Regions from separate parts of the Homo sapiens genome. Here regions 2, 3, 4, 5 and 6 are each linked to region 1. A link is a contact called in ENCODE Hi-C or POLR2A ChIA-PET data. All regions are on one chromosome and are shown on one strand. Each heading gives the region's core, a stretch centred on a gene start or an enhancer-like site at or near the end of the contact. The rest is flanking DNA. Distances are from core to core; before and after follow the strand shown. Region 1 holds the start of CTSC (cathepsin C). Region 2 has its middle 13 kb from the start of SYTL2. Region 3 holds the start of EED (embryonic ectoderm development). Region 4 holds the start of TMEM126B (transmembrane protein 126B). Region 5 overlaps SYTL2 (synaptotagmin like 2). Region 6 holds the start of HIKESHI (heat shock protein nuclear import factor hikeshi).

Region 1 (2,700 bases), core at 45-2,544:
CATTGAAACTGGCTTTCAAGCTTGGCAACCAAGATAAGAATATTAAGTACACTTATTTTAACACTCAAGGACACTTTCTGAATAAACCAGAATCTAGGGAGATATAAGTGAATAATTTGGACCTGCTCTCTTTGAATGTTTATAATCTGGTGGAAAAAAAATGGACATATGAATATTGATTTGTGACCAGTGCAAAGGGGGCAAAAATTCATATCCCAAAGAAAACGGGGACACATCAGGTCTGTCTTGTTCATCACTGTGTCCACAGGGCCTGACACCTAGTAGGCTCAGTGGGAGAAAGGAGCCCCAATTACCAACAAAAGCCAGGAAAGAACGGGAGGCTCTTACGGAAAAGGGTGATACTTAAACTGAGCAAGGAGGCACCTGGAAATAGTGCCACCTAATAATTTTTGGCGATCAGACTGACACACTAGAACGGTTCATAAGACCAGCCTTCTCCCATTGGCTAGCTTCCTTCCTCACCCTTCTCACCCTGGGCAAGCCGCTTCCTCTCTCTGGGCCTCTTGCTTTTCCTCTGTAACATAAAAGGGGTTGAGCAATATCATCTCTGAGAGCGCCATGTGTGTGCGTGCCAGAGGGAAAACCCCCACAACGCTAATACATCAAAACTGCAGGTTTGCACAAAAACTGAATTCTGCTGAATGCAAACAGGCAAACAGCATTTACCAGGAAACAAAACAAAATCAAGCACATAAAAAAGTAGGAAGAGTTGGAAAACGGAAGGAAGATAAGTTCTCAAACAGCTGGAATAGTTGATGTTAGCTAGCGAAGTTTTTCAGAGGAAAAAACAAGAAGTTGGTTATGAGGCAAGTGGACCTGAGAAAAAAGACTAAAGGGGAAGAATAGCAAGTAAAACAGAACTCCACTTGCTAGATCTCTCCCTCTGTCGCGCTCTTTCACCTGACCCACTCCCTTATTCCCCCCACACCCTTTCCTTCTCTCCCTACGTTACCGCACAGGAACGAAGTCTGGGTCATGTGCGGACCGCTTGTGGCTCTTAAATCCTCTTTTTGTCACCCTGGCCGTGCAAAATTTTGAAACGTCCCTCGGCAAAAAAAATAAAAATAAAAAAAAAAAATCTGTCCCTGGCCTCTTCCCTAGTTCTGGGTCCAGTTGCAGCCAAGTGAGGGGCAGCGCGCGCTCCCAAGTCCCCGTTTCAGAGACGCGCACGCGCCTGGCGCCCAACCCCCAATCCCCTGCTGCTCAGTGACCCCGCCCACGGGTTTCCGGGCCGGCGTAGCTATTTCAAGGCGCGCGCCTCGTGGTGGACTCACCGCTAGCCCGCAGCGCTCGGCTTCCTGGTAATTCTTCACCTCTTTTCTCAGCTCCCTGCAGCATGGGTGCTGGGCCCTCCTTGCTGCTCGCCGCCCTCCTGCTGCTTCTCTCCGGCGACGGCGCCGTGCGCTGCGACACACCTGCCAACTGCACCTATCTTGACCTGCTGGGCACCTGGGTCTTCCAGGTGGGCTCCAGCGGTTCCCAGCGCGATGTCAACTGCTCGGTTATGGGTAAGCCGCCGGCTCGGCAGTCCTCCGGGTCGTCCTTTCTGCCCTTGAGCCCCTAACGCAGCGCCACGCCAACTACCGCTTCCCCCCAGGCAGACGCTTGTGGGTGGCCAGAGCATCTTGACTGGATTCGGGGACCCTTGGGGACCTTCTTCCCCGCCAGGCTCGCGAAGTTAAAGTTCATCTGCTGAGAACTTCTAACTCCACACTTTCTTGGTTATCTTGGGGACTCAACACTTTGATCAAGAACTTTTTTATTCCTCCCGCTTAATTTTGTTTGCTTTGAGAGAGACTTGGGAACTGCAATCGTTTGGTTCTCCAGTCCGATCTGGTAGCGTTATTTTTAAAATTTATTTTTATTTTTTATTACTATTTTACTAGTGAAGATAGATGAGCTCAGAGACTCTCGAGGATATAGCATGAAGTTTTCTCTTTTTGTTAGATGGTGGGAAAGGGACTTTCTGCCCAGCGATTTTGGTTTGAGCGGGTGTTGATGAGTACTAGAAAACGGCTAGTACCACTCTGCATTGTTTCATGCATTGCAAGGAGGTAAAAATTTTTTAAAAAATTAATAACAAAGAAAACTTAACTCTGAACCTAGTAATTAGAAATGCCCAGAGTCTGCACAATGTTTGGCTCATGGAAGGCTCTCAATAAATACCTAGTGTTTGAACATACTGGAGATATTCCATATGCCTTCAGATAACATGGTTACCCCTAGAACAAAGAACCTAGTGAAGGGGGTGGGGTGGAAAAAAGACAATCACTAGTTAGAAGAGTCACACTGTGGTCTACCCAAACCCTCTTACAGCCTGTGACTTCTGCAGAGTCAGTAAAAAATCAGCTATAATTTTCTTGTCAACAGAACAAAGATTAAGTCATTTGTTACTAAAGAAATACCTTTTTAACTGACTGTATAGCATTTCATAATCCTGAACATTGTAACTTTTTTTTTTTTTTTTTTGAGAATGGAGTCTTGCTCTGTCACCCAGGCTGTAGTTCAGTGGCGGGATCTCGGCTCACTGCAACCTCCGCCTCCCGGGTTTAAGCGATTCTCCTGCCTCAGTCTCCCGAGTAGCTAGGATTACGGGCACATGCCACCACGCCCGGCTAATATTTTGTATTTTTAGTAGAGACGGGTTTCACTGTGTTAGCCAGGATGGTCTCCATCTCC
Region 2 (2,700 bases), core at 48-2,547, 2.5 Mb after region 1:
GTTTCACCGTTTTAGCCGGGATGGTCTCGATCTCCTGACCTCGTGATCCGCCCGCCTCGGCCTCCCAACTCATGGTCCTTTAGAGCTGCACACTCAGCATCAGGCACTTCAAAACATAAGTAAGCTATGTATTAGGCGTAGTGAACAAAGAAGGAAGTGACACTGATTTATGCAGCATTCATTCTCCAGCCTCTTAACCCAGGGCAATGCACTAATGATCCAGACATCCTTTTCCTAGGGATGGACGTAGCAGCTAGTGGAGCTCCTGAAGTGGCTTGTCCCAAACCCTATCTCAGCTGTGCTAGTCTCTCTGCCAGCGCTCTAGGGAGAGCAGAAAGGGTGGGATAGATTCTGGAGGAGTCGTCTTCGCAGGATAAATGTTACACAGGCCATAGCAGCTCTCCTCTGTGGTCATGGCTTTGACTTCTCCTAGTGCCCGCACTTTCTTTTCCCCTGCCCTGCTAAGCAGGACCTGCTTCTCAAGCAAGCAAGGAGCTTACTTTCTATTGGCTCCCTTACTCATTTAGTTTTCCTGGAGGACAGGGAAAAGGAGAAATCTTTGCTATGGCCTCAACTATTTTATTTTAGAATGGCAGAATTTAGAAATAGGAATTGAGAAATGTATAATTGCCAGTTCTCACTGACCATTGCAATATTTTCTGTTACTCAATACAAACCATTCTACCCCAAGACACTCAGTGTGACTTTTAGTGGGAAATCTTCAGTGAAATTCTATAAACCATACCCAGGCTGATCCTTTCTTTCACATTCTAATCCTCAAGGAAGATGATCATAAAGCTGATCTTAGGTAAATCTTCTGTGGATGGTATGTCATTTTGAATGATGCCTCCTGCTTGTATAAATGTTCCTTCCCTCCTCACACACACCCAACAGTCAGTAATACCCATCCTGCACAAACCCAAGTTTGCCGTGGACCTTCAGACCCTGTAGTTTAATGTCAGCTGGATGCTCTGATCCTAACCTCTCCAATCTTCTTCCCCACCTCTGTCTGTATTGCTGAGGCCCCAGCATATACTACTCAGCAGCCTGCTGGAGGAGTTATATTATTAGACTGTTTTAACCACATCATAGTTAAAACAGTGCTCTGTAAGTCACTGAGACTCCATTTGCACTCACCCGCACTCAGACAAAATGTAAACATGTTCATGGGTGGCAGTGTGGTGGCCTGTGGTTTCCTTTAATTCAAAGTTAAAGTCCCATTCAGGGTTTCCCATGGTTTCTTTGCAAGTCCCAGAATTGTTACTTGTTTACTCTGAACATGAAGGTGGCTGATGGAAGTTCAACCTGACTAACCACAGCATCCTGTAGTCAGCACATAGATGACTGGAGCTTACGTAGAGTTTACATGCATCTTGAAAACTTTTGAGTGTTATTTGAGCTAGTGCCTTAAGAAGTAACCCGGAGTAAAATCTTAAAGCTTTGCATCAATATTTTCTTTTTGGTATTCCACTCAAGTATAAAAGGTCTTGTGGTCCAACTCTATAATTTTTGACTGTATAATTTTGGCAATTTCCAGGCATTTTTCTATGGAAAATTCCTTTCAACCCAGTAACGGATACTTAGTAGTATTGATAGAATTGACCACAAGTGTTTTAAAAATAGGAAACTTAAAGAAACAAAAAGGGAAATAAATTAGTACATTTTAGATGTTTTAAAAGTGGATTAAAGTACTAATATAAAGCATAATGGGTAAACTATATCTTTACCTTCTTTCAAGTCCACATGCTATTTCTTGCCTTAGAAATTTGTAAATGATCTTAATGTAGAAAGTATCTGACTGAAGACTGTGCAAGCTGGCAGCTGCTAGACTACTAAAATCTTGAATTTTACTGTTGGTGAATGTCAGCCGGCAACATGTACTTGATATTCTATTTAAGGCTATTGGCACACTAGAAGATAATCTAGGACTCAGCACATTTCCCAAACACTCATCAATTATTTATTCATTCTACAAATATATCCAGTGCCTACTATGTGTCAGAAACTGCTTTGGATTTTAAGCCTTAAAATGATGAAAAAGACAATGTTTCTGCCTGCATGGAACTTATATTCTAGTGGAGGCTCAAATGTTTGTTAGTTGAGTAAGTGAATAAATGAAGGAGGGTGGCAAGAGGGAGGAGGCTGGGACTAGGCTGGATTGTGGTGAAAGCAACCAATGTTCCATGATAATGCCTGAGGGCTTAGTCACAGCCACAAGGTTAGGTCCAAGTGTTTAAGCCAGCATGGCGACCTTACCATTCTCTTCACACTCAGAGGCCTACAAGGAGGCCCTGTCTCCATATTCAAGTGCTTGCTTGGGAAGTCATTGCTTTTTGCACCTCCATCCTCCCTTTTGCATGCACTTGTTCCTTAATGTTGGCGTTAGTTACGGTCCTACTCCCTGTCAGCTTGTCCGTCCTCTCTGCCAGGCTCTTTGGATTGATACTTCTTTGGCCTGACTGTGGATTCCTCTTCTTGCCTTTGTCCCTAAATACTTTCCTTGGGATTCCTTCTTGTCTTTATCTACTACTTCCCCTAGCTAATGGCCAGATCTATCCCAATCTGAGCACAGCTATAGTTTCTGATTTGAAGCCTTAGATACTCCCTGACCTAATGGGAAATGAGATGTCAGGGAGTGGAACTTAGCAGCAGCAGTTTCCAGACAGTGATGGCTCTCAGATCCAGGCAGGCAGCAAGGCT
Region 3 (2,700 bases), core at 57-2,556, 2.1 Mb after region 1:
ATCTGCCTATACCACTGTTGCCCAAAATCTTCCAGGTCGCCACCCCCCTCACCTTTATCTTAAGTAAAAACGTTCAAAGAAGAAATCACCCACTCTTACTTCCTCAAAGGTAGTCACTCCCCACCCCCAAATCAAAAATCGATCCTCTCAATTCGGCTCCTCCTACAGAAAAGGCGACCTTCAGGCGCACCCGGTCTCCGCGGACAGGACGGAGGCGGACACAAAACCCCCTTTAATAAAGTCTCCCAAACTCCGCAAATCGAAGATCACTTTCCATCCTGAAAATTCCACAAGGGTCTTAGAGTGACAACCCTTACGCTCCTTTAACAGGGTCCCTAACTCTGCCCCGTCCTTCCAACTTTCTTAGAAAAGTCTCTAACGTGCCTTTTAAACTACTAGAATCTCAGACCCGCACTCTCCCCTTAAATCCCCCCAAAGGCCAAAACACTCCCCATCACATGCAAACTGATTTCAGGGCAGACTTCTCAGACCCACGCAATCACTAGAACCACTCTCCTTTGCCTAGTTCCTGCTTGCTCTCGGCCCCACATCAAAATCCCCGTAGGCAATTTCAATTTTCTCCCGCACGCCCGCGTTTTCCTGAGTGACACCTCTCCCTCCCCCCACAGCAGCCCGCTCGTCCCCGCGCCCCCCGTTTTAAAAGAATTTAAAACTTTCACTCCGCAGTCTCGTAACTGCCAGAAGCTGCACTTACATTCTCGTCTCCAGAGAGGTCTGGATTGCTGTTCTCGTCACTGCTCAGCTTCTGCTTCTTGGCCGCAGGCATGTCTGTTCCCGCCGGCGCAGTCGACACTTCCCTCTCGGACATATTCCTCCGCCTCCCTCCAGGTTCCTGCCGCCTGGGGCGGGGCCTCCGCCACACCGCCGTCAAGCAAGCCCGGCCCGAGCTTGCCGCAAAGTTGCCGCTGCCGCCGCCACCTCCACCGCCCCCCCCACTGTCGCAAATCGCGCCCAGCCGCCGAGGCGGGCGTGCGTGCGACCCCGCCACACTGCTGAAAAAGGGGCGCGCGCGCGCGCCCTCCCGCGCGGCTTCCTGGCTCCTTCCCTTCCCCAACTCCCGTCTTGCCCTTTTCCCGCCGCCCTCCCGGCAGTCTACACGATGTAAGGTCCGTTGGATTAAGAGGGCAGTATTAAGTATGTCTCCCTTCCCACCACCGCCTCGAGAAGAGGCGAAACTCAAAGGGATGCTCCCTCACCCCCTTCCTCCTTCCAAAGACGTTTCAGCCGCAATTGGCCCGTTCCTTCGATCTCCGACCCGCTGCTAGGGAGCGAAAGTCTGTGGAATGGGCTACACCACCAATGTCCCAGGAAACGGGGGAAGATACAAGACGTCACCTCTTGCTTTAGCTGTGCATGCCACGTTTCCTTAATCTTGAACTTGGAGGACAGCGCTTCCTGACTATTCACGGAACTATTCATAACCTAATTCTTCCTTGAAGATAGAAATGCAAAAACAGTAACCTGCTTCCCCCTGGCTTCCCCCATCTGGCGAATGGAAAGTACCCGTCAGGGGATGCGCAGGCGCCGTGGCGTACTCTTGCGCTGGGTTCGTCGAAACCCGCCTCCTCCAAGCCCCTCCTCTGTTTGAATTCTCGTTTGCTGAACCAGGTAGTTTTCTACCCGGTTTCCGAATCCCAGGGTGGATTTCAAAGCGCTACCGAATTATACTCTAGACGCTTCGTAAATTCTTGTCGGATATTTATTCTGTTGACTATTTATTGTAATGAATGATTATCCTTCCAGTTGCTACCAATAGTGGTTAAGACTTAAATAGAAATATCCTAACATTATGAGACTAGACTCCAATGAGTTACAGCCAAAGTGCTCTTTTTAGCTGCTAAAGGATAGGCCCTGAACTACGCCAAGGCCTAAGAATCAGTGCTCATCTCCATTATGAGATTGTGATACTTAACCGACAATGTTTTGCTTGTTTTTGCACATCAGATACAATGAAATTCTAGAAGGCAACACAACTGTTAAACTTCACCAAAATATTTGCCTCTGTTACTATATCTATTCTCTAGCAGGTGCCAGATAACATTGGTGAGCCTTGTGGAATTATTATATGGGTCATGAAACCATAACTGAATGAGCAGCAGGAAAAGGAGAGTGATGACGAAAAATAAAATACGGCATCCGCCACCTTTTTTTTGTTTTTCTTAGAACATGATTGTGACTACTTATCTATTCGGGCTTCTGTAAAAATGTCCTCATCTGTAAAAATGAGGAGGCAGGAAGGGAGAAAGGGACCTACCATTTCTTGGGCACCTGCTTGATGTTGTATATCTTTTCTCTTCTAGACCTCATTACCCACCTAGAGTGCACCATCCATAAAATTCTAGTATACTTGAATTATTTCTGCATGATAACTTTATAACCAGGACATCAGTTTCCTTATCTGCAGATTGCAAGTCACTCTTTCTTTTGTAGATAAAGAGAGAACTCTTGGTTGAGAATGAGAAAAGGAAGTAAAGCAAAGGCAGGTCAGAATGAGAGGTTTCTGCAGTGAAGACTTTGAAATAAAGAAGCCGAAAAAAAATTAAAGTTGAGGTCTCAATGACGGCAGTCATTTGTTCAGTACTTCCAATGTTCCAGGCACTACTAAGCACTCCTCAGTTGGTGAGAAGAGATGAGACTGGAGTAGAGTAAGCTCCTGACAAAGTAAGACGTGCTTTGGCA
Region 4 (2,700 bases), core at 201-2,700, 2.7 Mb after region 1:
CAGTTCATTATACACAGTTCCTGGCATCAACATACAGAAGGTATGAGCTCCTTTGAACCTTCTTATGGTGTTACACAATGAGTAATAATGGACCAGTTTCTTTCTCTGCATCATGGCAGAAATGTACTCAATCTTTTTCTGTAACATTTCTGGAGAGGGCAGGGGGAAAAAAAGGTAAAATATTTTACAAATTACAATTTTTCAGTGACTAGACTTACATCTTTTCCCTCTCCCTGACACCCAAATGGAAAGTATAAGGGATAGTAACATCTAAGGGAGATTCTATACCTAACCCATCTATTGTACTAAGACATCTGCTGTCTTGGCAGACGTCAATAACATGAGTAACCATAAACCATAGATAAATTTTTGTTTTGCTCTCATCCAATTCATTGAAATCCTCCACCTTCCACCAAAAACAAAAAACAAAACAAACTTCCAGGCAATATCTTCTACTAATCTCCTACCTAGTCTACACCCTAAAGTCTCTATAGGGAAAACAGACACCCAGGATTATGATTACAGGACAGCAAATACTGAAATACTGGAAAGAACACAGGAAATATTTGAGTGCTTAAGCTTTGCAAGGCACTGTCAAAGACTCCAGTGCTTTCATTACACCCCTTCCCCCTTAAGGCCACTCAACTAGTCACCACGCTTATACCAGTAAGAGTGCATTTATGTAGGTTTATAGTTTGCAAATCATCTAACGGTTTTGTAGTGCTTTCATGTGTATTATTTTACCTAATAATAAATTTTTCACCTAATAATAAATTTCACCTTTAGAATTTTATTCAACATTCGCTCATAATTTAGGGAGCACGTGGTATATGCCAGACCTCCGGGTAATCAAGATACAGTCATCCCATCCTCAGGAATCCACAACGCAGTGGGAGTTCAGAACAAAAAAGCTGGCAATTTAAACACAGAATGAGAGAGTGACATAAACGAAAAACCCAACAACCTAAGAAAAAGCAAACAATCTAGCCAGAGGAAGCGTGGGAAGGCTTCCCGGAAGAAGTGACATTTAAATCAATAACCGAAAGAGAACAGTTTGGCAGGGGAGTTGGGACGGATAGAAGCAGGGAAATACTCCAAGTTGAAGAAAAAGCCTGTGCAAAGGCCTGGAGACAAGAGAAAACAAACTGCAGATAATGAGGACTAGAATTTAGGTCATCTACGTTCTCTCCGCCTCTTTCCACAGCAACTGGAGACTTAATCGACTGCTCCTTGCATGGACTTGGGAGCTGTTTTAACTTTTCAAATCTCCTTTAAAGGTATCATCTTAGAAGAGTCTGCCAACACTTTGAAGGTGCAGAAATCACCCCCCATACCACTTCGGATTTCCGCCTACCTTGGGCGCTTCCTCAGTTCCCACCGGCACCACACCTGAATCCCTTGGCTTAGTCCCAGCCTCATACCCGAACACCACCATTTTGGTGGCTCATGTGACTTGCCGGTGGGCGGGGACCCAGAACGCCCTGGGCGGGAAGTGGTGCTGATTTACGGCTCAACGCCTCTCGATTGCAGCCCGGGCCCGCCCCCACTCAGTCAAAAGCCGCGCCCTCCATCCTGACTGTGATTGGGCGCGGCGTCTAGAAATTACGGCCACTTATTCGCTTAGAGGAGGTCCAGGCGCCTGTGGGCCTGCCCCCCTCGCCAGCCGAGTATTTCCTTCCCTGACTATTTATCAGCTTAGCTCCCTGATCTCTTCGCGTCCTGCGGGAAAGATGGGGCGGCCCGAATGTTGTAATGTTACTGCGCTCCTGCCTCTCCTCAGGGCAGCTGGGAACTAGCTGCCTGCCCCTTTCAGTCCTTGAGGGAACTCGCCCCTTTGCCCTGGCCTGTGTGGTGTTAAAGCTCTGTTTCTCGGGCACCTCCTCCTCCAAACCCCGGACCAGCCGCCCAGCGCCGTCAGAGCAGCCCCGACTAGCCTCCTCTCCTCTCAGCCGTCTGACTCCTCTCCCCAGTCTGTAGTCCCCTCAATTTGCATCCTTTAGCCCCGCTTGGAAAGAGACCGGAGAGAAATTTGCCCACTACCCCCGCGAGAAGACCCACTTGTCAGCCGTGTCTCGGGGTGGGGGGCACTGCAAGGCCTGGCGCTGTTTTGTGCACGTTAAATGCCCAGCAGTATCTCCCAGACCGGCAACCCCCGACCCTCCAGTCTCCATGTCTTACAGAAGCCAAATTCGAGAGTTATATAATTTCTAGTGCTGCTGTTGCTCCTGCCTGAGGAAACACTTCATCGCGTGGAGGGTGCAGGACATTTCAGTGCTCTTCCCTAAAAGAACGGGGCTTGGGCAGGGGTGGCCAGCGGTGGCAAAGAAATGTCTTGTCTTTTCTGCAAAAGGAAGGTGGGTAGTTTGAAGAGAGATTGAGAGAAAAGGTGGATGTGAAAGCCAAGCAGCTGCACTTTCTCATTTAGGAAATCGCGGACCGTTTACATAGCTTATGCTTACATGTCTAATACTACTACGGCGTCTCTGAAAACACCTTTGGGGGAAGGTTTGGCTTCTCTCGAAGTCTCAGTGTTTTTCCTCGCCGGATAGGGAGCTGCTTGAATGCGAAGAGATGGCATGATGTGAATGACTCCAGTGTGAAGAAATCTGCTTCGCCAACTCATCCTGCATCAAGTGCCCATTGAGTAGCACTGTCACTTTAATGTCTCCATGCCAAGGGATTGCTTTCCTTTTTTTTCAA
Region 5 (2,700 bases), core at 188-2,687, 2.6 Mb after region 1:
CAACCTATCTGGCCAGCAGCTGTCCACAGTTGACTAAATACTATGAACCAGGTCCTGCAGGTGATGTTCGAGCTTTGCCTAGTCCTGTTGAGTAGCTGGAAGCTGAGGTGTACATAAGTGAGCACAAGGAGAAAAGGGGTAGGCTGAGGGCAAATGTGTTGAATCCAGCCCAGAGGGCATTTCTGCTCTTCTGGCTTTCCTCTGTAAGTGCTCACACTCTTGGCATGAAAAGGAGTTGACATTGACAGTTAGGGCTGTAGATAGAATTTTTAATGTCCAATTTGAAGCAGATGGCTGGTATGGGAATTAATGAGTCAGTGAACAAATAGCCAGACAGGGTTTAGATATGGCTTTTAGCATACAGAAGAGGTAAAATGGCCATCTTTTGAAATGGATGAAATTCTTTGAACAGCATGGTGAAATTGTAAGGATGAAATGATAAGAGGCTTGTTAAGTGTCAGATGTGTGGTTCAGCACAAAGCAGATACTGTGTGCTAGCTGAAGGAATGGGAGAATGAACGAGAGAATGACCAGGACATCCCACCTGGGAGGCCAGCAGGCCAGTGTACTTTCTGGATTGAGTGCTCTTCTTCAGCCCTCACTTCTGCCCACCAGCCCACCGGTGTTTACTGAGCGTCTTCTCTCTACTTAACTCTCTGCTAAACATAACGTGTGTGTGTGGAGAGGATGGTAAAGGATAAATGTCAGTCCCAAGAAACTTACCCCTTTCTCTCTTCATCTAGATGGTACGATAATTAGAGAATCAAATGCTCATTTTGTTGATGTAATTAGAGTTCAGAAAAAAATGAGAGATGAACGTGGGCTGGAAAACGAGAAGATTTTAACAGCAGCACTAGATAGTGGGATTCTAAAAATGATCTACATCTTTACAAAACTTTGATGTTATACATATGGATTTATCTACGAAATAGTACAAGTGACTAAGATAGAAAAAGAAGTTGATTATTAAACCTAGTAGTGATAGTCATGTAAGGAAATATGTAAGTGGCACTTAACTACATTTGAAAGAATTTCCTGTTCTTTTGCCACTTTAAAACAAGTGAGCCAGAAACCCTTTCCTTACTATAATGGCTATCAGCCTTTGTAGGGACCATGTGTTTCAGGGAGTCGATGCAAAACCTGTGCTCATTGTGCATTGATCGTGGGCTTACAGACAGTCATTTAGGCAGGAACAGATCAAGGGTTGCACAAGAATCCCCACAAAGTGCATTTTAGTTGAAAAACAAAAATAAACAATCTTATGAAAAGAAATTGGGTGTTGTTCTGCTATAAGGGTTTGTGGCCTCCTTCAACAAGAATGCTGACCGACACCACATTTCATGATGTTTTTTCCTGTTCTGATGAGAGATGAGCATGTCCTGCTGCATCAGGAGGAGACACCATTCATTGTGATGGGGTCTGAGGTTCACTTAATCACAGCAGTGACAGGATCTTCTTGATCTCTTGCCTGACTCAGGATGGCTGCTGAGCGTTTATTTGTTCTTTGATTTATTCACTCAACAGACAGTTATTGGGTATCAGCTCTGTTCCAGGCTCCGTGCTAGGTGCTGGCATTACAAAGGTGGTTAAGACATAGTCCTCACTTTCAAGGAGTTTGCAAAGACCACAGGTTAGTGAGTACAACAGATGTGCAAACAGATCACTGGAATATGATATAGTAAGGACTGAAGTGGAGGTGCTGTGGGAGCAATGGAAAAGGAGAAACTGTAATAACTGTGCCCTCCTGAGTTAGGGAAAGCTTCCCAGTGAGGCAGTGTTTGAGCTGGATTTGAAGGATGAGGAGCAACGGGCTGGACAGAGAAGTGAGGGAAAGACATCCCATGAGACTTCACATTAACTGGCCTTGTACCAAGATCTAGGCAGTACTAAGTACTTTCAGTTAAACATCTCAATCATCTCAGAAGTCCTGGAGGGTAGGTCTTATTTTCCCTGATCCTTAAAAACAAGGAGACTAAAGCTTAGAGGAGTTTGGTAAACTGTCCAAGATCCCATCTAGGAAGGGTCAGAACTGAGATTTGGATGTAATTTGGGGAGCCTTGAAAACCCAGAGTCTTTCTGCCACAACTTCCTGCCTCTGTCATCTACAGAGGTCACAGAAGAGCACTGGAGAATTGTAAGAAGCTGAGCCTGCTGGCAAGTGGGGTATGGGCGTGAGTGCTGGAAAAATGAATCTGAAAAGGTAACCTGAAGCCTTTTTAGGTGGTCAGGAGCCTCATCTGATATTCCTCCACTCTGCAAGATCTGAATAAATACCCCGTATTTTCCAGACACTAAACAAAGATGTATTGAGTACAGACCCTGCCCCCAGGAACTCACCAGGGAGAAGTAGAAGAACTTCTCCATTCTGGAATTGAACTCAAACTTGGTCCTTTTGGGAGGAGAAGGCAAAGGTTCACCAACAGTCCAGCAGTTGTTTGCTCTGCTGAAAACAGTGTTGAAAGCAGTGTCAAACCATTAGGAACATTTAATAAAAACCATGATATCGTTGCTGACTGAGAACTATGAAGCAATGATGCTCTCCCTGTTAGGGTTTATAGATGGGGCTGTCATGACAAAGAGAGGAAGTTCCTGTAAGAGTTTACTCTGGGTGGAAGGACACTCTCCAGGCACGCTTGGGAGAGAGGAGACATTCTTGCTAGACCTGGGATAACTGCTCCCCCTCTTTTTCCCACTCCCAGG
Region 6 (2,700 bases), core at 139-2,638, 2.0 Mb after region 1:
CCAAATTAGTTGACAACGTGAGAGATACATGGATTCCAAATAGGCTTTTTATTCTTTAAGAAACACAATTTTAATGTCATTCATTAATAACACTCACTCGTCTGAGTCACACAATCATTCCAGGTTTGTCCTTTTTCCCTATTAAGAGCAGGGCAAAATTATCTCACCAGGATTATGAATTACCACCATCACCACAGGGGTCTCCCAGTCATTCAAGAGACAAACTTTATGAGGCTAGTCATCTCCAACTTATCTTTCTGGCTTCTTAGAACTGTATATGTACAGAATACAATACATTATCAAAACTTGATGGGAAAAAAAGACAATTCAGCAAAGGGACTGCAACATTTTAAAAAGCCAGGAGAAAAAAGAAGGAAAAATACTTCTAGGGGAAAGGAATCAGGCCTGAAAATTGATGTCTGTGTGGTTTCTAAGGAAACAAACAAGATTCACCTTCCAGATTATTCCTAAAGAATTCCAGGTGCTGTTCTCATTTACTCTAACAATTTGGCAAGGTAAGTTATCTATTTTGACCCATAAGGAAACACACTACTCGCATCCTTCTCTGGTTATCTCAGATACGGCTCACACGTTAAGTTTCAGCCAACTTCCAATTAAATTAAGCTTATTTTTACTCGGGTTCTTCCAAAGGGACCCAAAAGATATACATTCCCTGAGCACCTTAATCTTTGAAAAACAGTTTGCTATAGACCAAATTCAATCCCAAATTCACCTCTACCTCAAGTTAATAAAGAAGGTATTTATACTGGCGATTGAACTTAGTTCTGTAACTGCAAAATGTCAAAGATAAAGACCATCTCACGAGTTATGAGGATTAAGTTCAAAGTGCCAAATAAGCGCCACACATAAGGCTGAGTGACCAAAGGCGTGCATTGCACTTAGCCCAGTACTTGGTACAAAATGCACACTTAATAAATGCCAACTTATACTGTGACTACTATTCGAAAGAATCTGAATAGAGCTGGGCAAAGGAGAGCACCCAGCTTCCCACGCTCCATCCTCACATACCCACCCAAAATATAATAAGTGGGCTTCCCCGCATCCCTAGCGCCTGCGCACCCTCCCTGCCGTAGGGCTTCGCCCTCGGTATCCTGACCCCTTCCTGATATCACCCGGTCCCATCCTCACCAGCCTCCCCGCCACCAAGCAGCCAAACATGGCGACGGCAGCTCCGTTCAGCCGGCAGTGACCTGAAGCCGGCGACTAGGAGTCCTGGGGCTACTGCCCTAGTCGAGACTAAGAACCTTCCAGAATTTGCGGGAGGGTGTCTGCCCCTCCACTACATAGTGACTGGGCCAGCGGCAAGAATGCCTCTGCCCCCGCGAACTCTGACCTTCTCTTCCTAAGCAGCCCACTGCTCAGGCAACAAGTACTTCCGGGGCTTACACCCGGTTTTCCCCACTAAGGAAGAAAGGCGGGCCAGCGCCAGTACAAGACTACAAGTCCCAGAACAAGTCCCAGAGGGCACCGCGCCAGTTTCCGGGAAGGTAAGCCTGGAGGCTTTGCACACTGGGATCGGTAGTCCGGGTGTTTTATAGCCACAAAATCTGTGGATCCTTCATTTCCATGTACAATCCTGGGAAGAGATGCTTCTAACGTTTCTGTGACATCTGAGAGATTAACGGTGCACTTTTACAATAATCACGTCACTAGATCTTTACAAAAACCCTATGAGGTAAGTATTATAATCCAAATTTTATAGGAGTGATCAGCCTCAAATCTTTACACAGCAGTAAATGTTGGAGGCTGAATTCAAGTCCTAATCCAAATCCGGGTTTCTTTCTGCTACACAGTGTCTCAGAAGTATTAATCTTTAACCAATTGTTTTGTACTTGTCTACAATTTATAGTAGTTCTTTCCAGCTTCACTTAGTTCTCCCATTCATTTGCTGTACAATTGTGGACGAGTTGTAGATGTCTTTGTGCTTCAGTGCCCCTCCTTTGCAAAAGACAAATAATGAGCCTATTGCCTAGGGTTGCTGTGAGGATTAAATGAGCTAATATGTATAAAACACTTAAAACAGTGCTTGGCTGTGCTTAATTAGTGGGAGTTTTATTGTAAAAATGTCTATTTTTTTTCTATGTGGATCTGCAGAAAAGTTTCATAGGAAATACAAAACAATAGCCAAAAAAAAAAAAAAAAATACTGGCATTAAGTACCGATTGCCACCAATACTTATTCTCCCTTTCACAGCTCCAATTCCTTTTCTTCTTGAATAGGATAGTAAAGGGTCTCTGTCCAATTTGAAATATCTGAGCTTGGCCACCAGCCGTAAAGCAGGTCTGTCTTCCCAGTTCTCAGTTTATATATGGGGGATCAGTGTTTGGAACAGTCCTCTGGCCTCCACTGTGGATCCCTAAACTGATCACCTATCTTATCACCGATACTCCTTTGAGATAGCTGTGCCAAAGGTGAAGAGGTAGGAAAGGATCTACCAATGTTTCCAACTTACTATCTAAAAAGTCCTAGAACCTTCAGAATAAAAAGGCCATTCATATGAAGACCACTTCATAAATTAAGGCACCCACACTACCTGGGTTCAGAGCCCATCTCTGCCATTTATTAGTTACATAATCTCAGGCAAGTTAACCTAACACTCCCATACCTCCTTTTCCCCATCTTTAAAATGAAGTAATAGTAGTATCTACCTCATAAAGTTGTTTTGAGGGTTCTTACACG

The links. A loop is a pair of places that touch in the nucleus more often than their neighbours do. ChIA-PET counts read pairs that join two places held with the same protein, here RNA polymerase II (POLR2A). Pooled maps may share reads with other maps.
Region 2: a map of CD4-positive, alpha-beta T cell shows a loop between it and region 1 (15-fold over the local background). The contact joins the enhancer-like site here to the promoter of CTSC in region 1. A Hi-C loop is called at or near these places in 1 of 168 maps with a recorded cell type or tissue (CD4-positive, alpha-beta T cell) and 5 of 50 pooled maps. POLR2A ChIA-PET finds 5 or more read pairs at or near these places in 1 of 52 experiments (activated T-cell).
Region 3: a loop to region 1 is called in a map of natural killer cell, with 6 times the contacts of the local background. The contact joins the promoter of EED here to the promoter of CTSC in region 1. A Hi-C loop is called at or near these places in 1 of 168 maps with a recorded cell type or tissue (natural killer cell) and 6 of 50 pooled maps. POLR2A ChIA-PET finds 5 or more read pairs at or near these places in 1 of 52 experiments (T-cell).
Region 4: a map of naive thymus-derived CD4-positive, alpha-beta T cell shows a loop between it and region 1 (8-fold over the local background). The contact joins the promoter of TMEM126B here to the promoter of CTSC in region 1. A Hi-C loop is called at or near these places in 1 of 168 maps with a recorded cell type or tissue (naive thymus-derived CD4-positive, alpha-beta T cell) and 7 of 50 pooled maps. POLR2A ChIA-PET finds 5 or more read pairs at or near these places in 1 of 52 experiments (activated CD4-positive, alpha-beta T cell).
Region 5: a map of naive thymus-derived CD4-positive, alpha-beta T cell shows a loop between it and region 1 (8-fold over the local background). The contact joins the enhancer-like site here to the promoter of CTSC in region 1. A Hi-C loop is called at or near these places in 1 of 168 maps with a recorded cell type or tissue (naive thymus-derived CD4-positive, alpha-beta T cell) and 7 of 50 pooled maps. POLR2A ChIA-PET finds 5 or more read pairs at or near these places in 1 of 52 experiments (naive thymus-derived CD4-positive, alpha-beta T cell).
Region 6: a loop to region 1 is called in a map of naive thymus-derived CD4-positive, alpha-beta T cell, with 8 times the contacts of the local background. The contact joins the promoter of HIKESHI here to the promoter of CTSC in region 1. A Hi-C loop is called at or near these places in 2 of 168 maps with a recorded cell type or tissue (naive thymus-derived CD4-positive, alpha-beta T cell and posterior vena cava) and 8 of 50 pooled maps.

What each region holds. Positions count from the first base shown.
Region 1 is chr11:88,336,330-88,339,029 of GRCh38, reverse strand. CTSC (cathepsin C) reads left to right here and starts at 1,294. Exons shown (of 7, transcript NM_001814.6): 1 at 1,294-1,529. The coding sequence starts at 1,358. LOC101929174 (a long non-coding RNA gene) reads right to left here and starts at 1,146. Exons shown (of 5, transcript NR_188511.1): 1 at 974-1,146. RefSeq lists an enhancer at 1,299-1,578.
Region 2 is chr11:85,822,513-85,825,212 of GRCh38, reverse strand. It overlaps a transcript of SYTL2 not described here. Among named protein-coding and RNA genes, the nearest start is that of SYTL2, 13 kb to the right of the region's middle. Within about 2 kb of position 1,297, at least 2 of the 41 ENCODE cell types and tissues checked have a DNase peak (open chromatin) inside an H3K27ac peak, as active enhancers do.
Region 3 is chr11:86,243,359-86,246,058 of GRCh38, reverse strand. It overlaps EED (embryonic ectoderm development), which reads right to left and starts at 1,306. Exons shown (of 12, transcript NM_003797.5): 1 at 716-1,306. The coding sequence starts at 829. RefSeq lists enhancers at 794-1,322, 1,323-1,853.
Region 4 is chr11:85,627,343-85,630,042 of GRCh38, reverse strand. TMEM126B (transmembrane protein 126B) reads right to left here and starts at 1,450. Exons shown (of 5, transcript NM_018480.7): 1 at 1,355-1,450. The coding sequence starts at 1,435. DLG2 (discs large MAGUK scaffold protein 2) reads left to right here and starts at 2,699. Exons shown (of 28, transcript NM_001142699.3): 1 at 2,699-2,700. RefSeq lists enhancers at 1,183-1,262, 1,353-1,402, 1,653-1,842, 1,983-2,032, 2,113-2,272 and 1 more.
Region 5 is chr11:85,749,493-85,752,192 of GRCh38, reverse strand. All of the region lies in intron 2 of SYTL2 (synaptotagmin like 2), which reads left to right. Among named protein-coding and RNA genes, the nearest start is that of SYTL2, 60 kb to the left of the region's middle. Within about 2 kb of position 1,437, at least 2 of the 41 ENCODE cell types and tissues checked have a DNase peak (open chromatin) inside an H3K27ac peak, as active enhancers do.
Region 6 is chr11:86,300,928-86,303,627 of GRCh38, reverse strand. HIKESHI (heat shock protein nuclear import factor hikeshi) reads right to left here and starts at 1,388. Exons shown (of 5, transcript NM_016401.4): 1 at 1,150-1,388. The coding sequence starts at 1,179.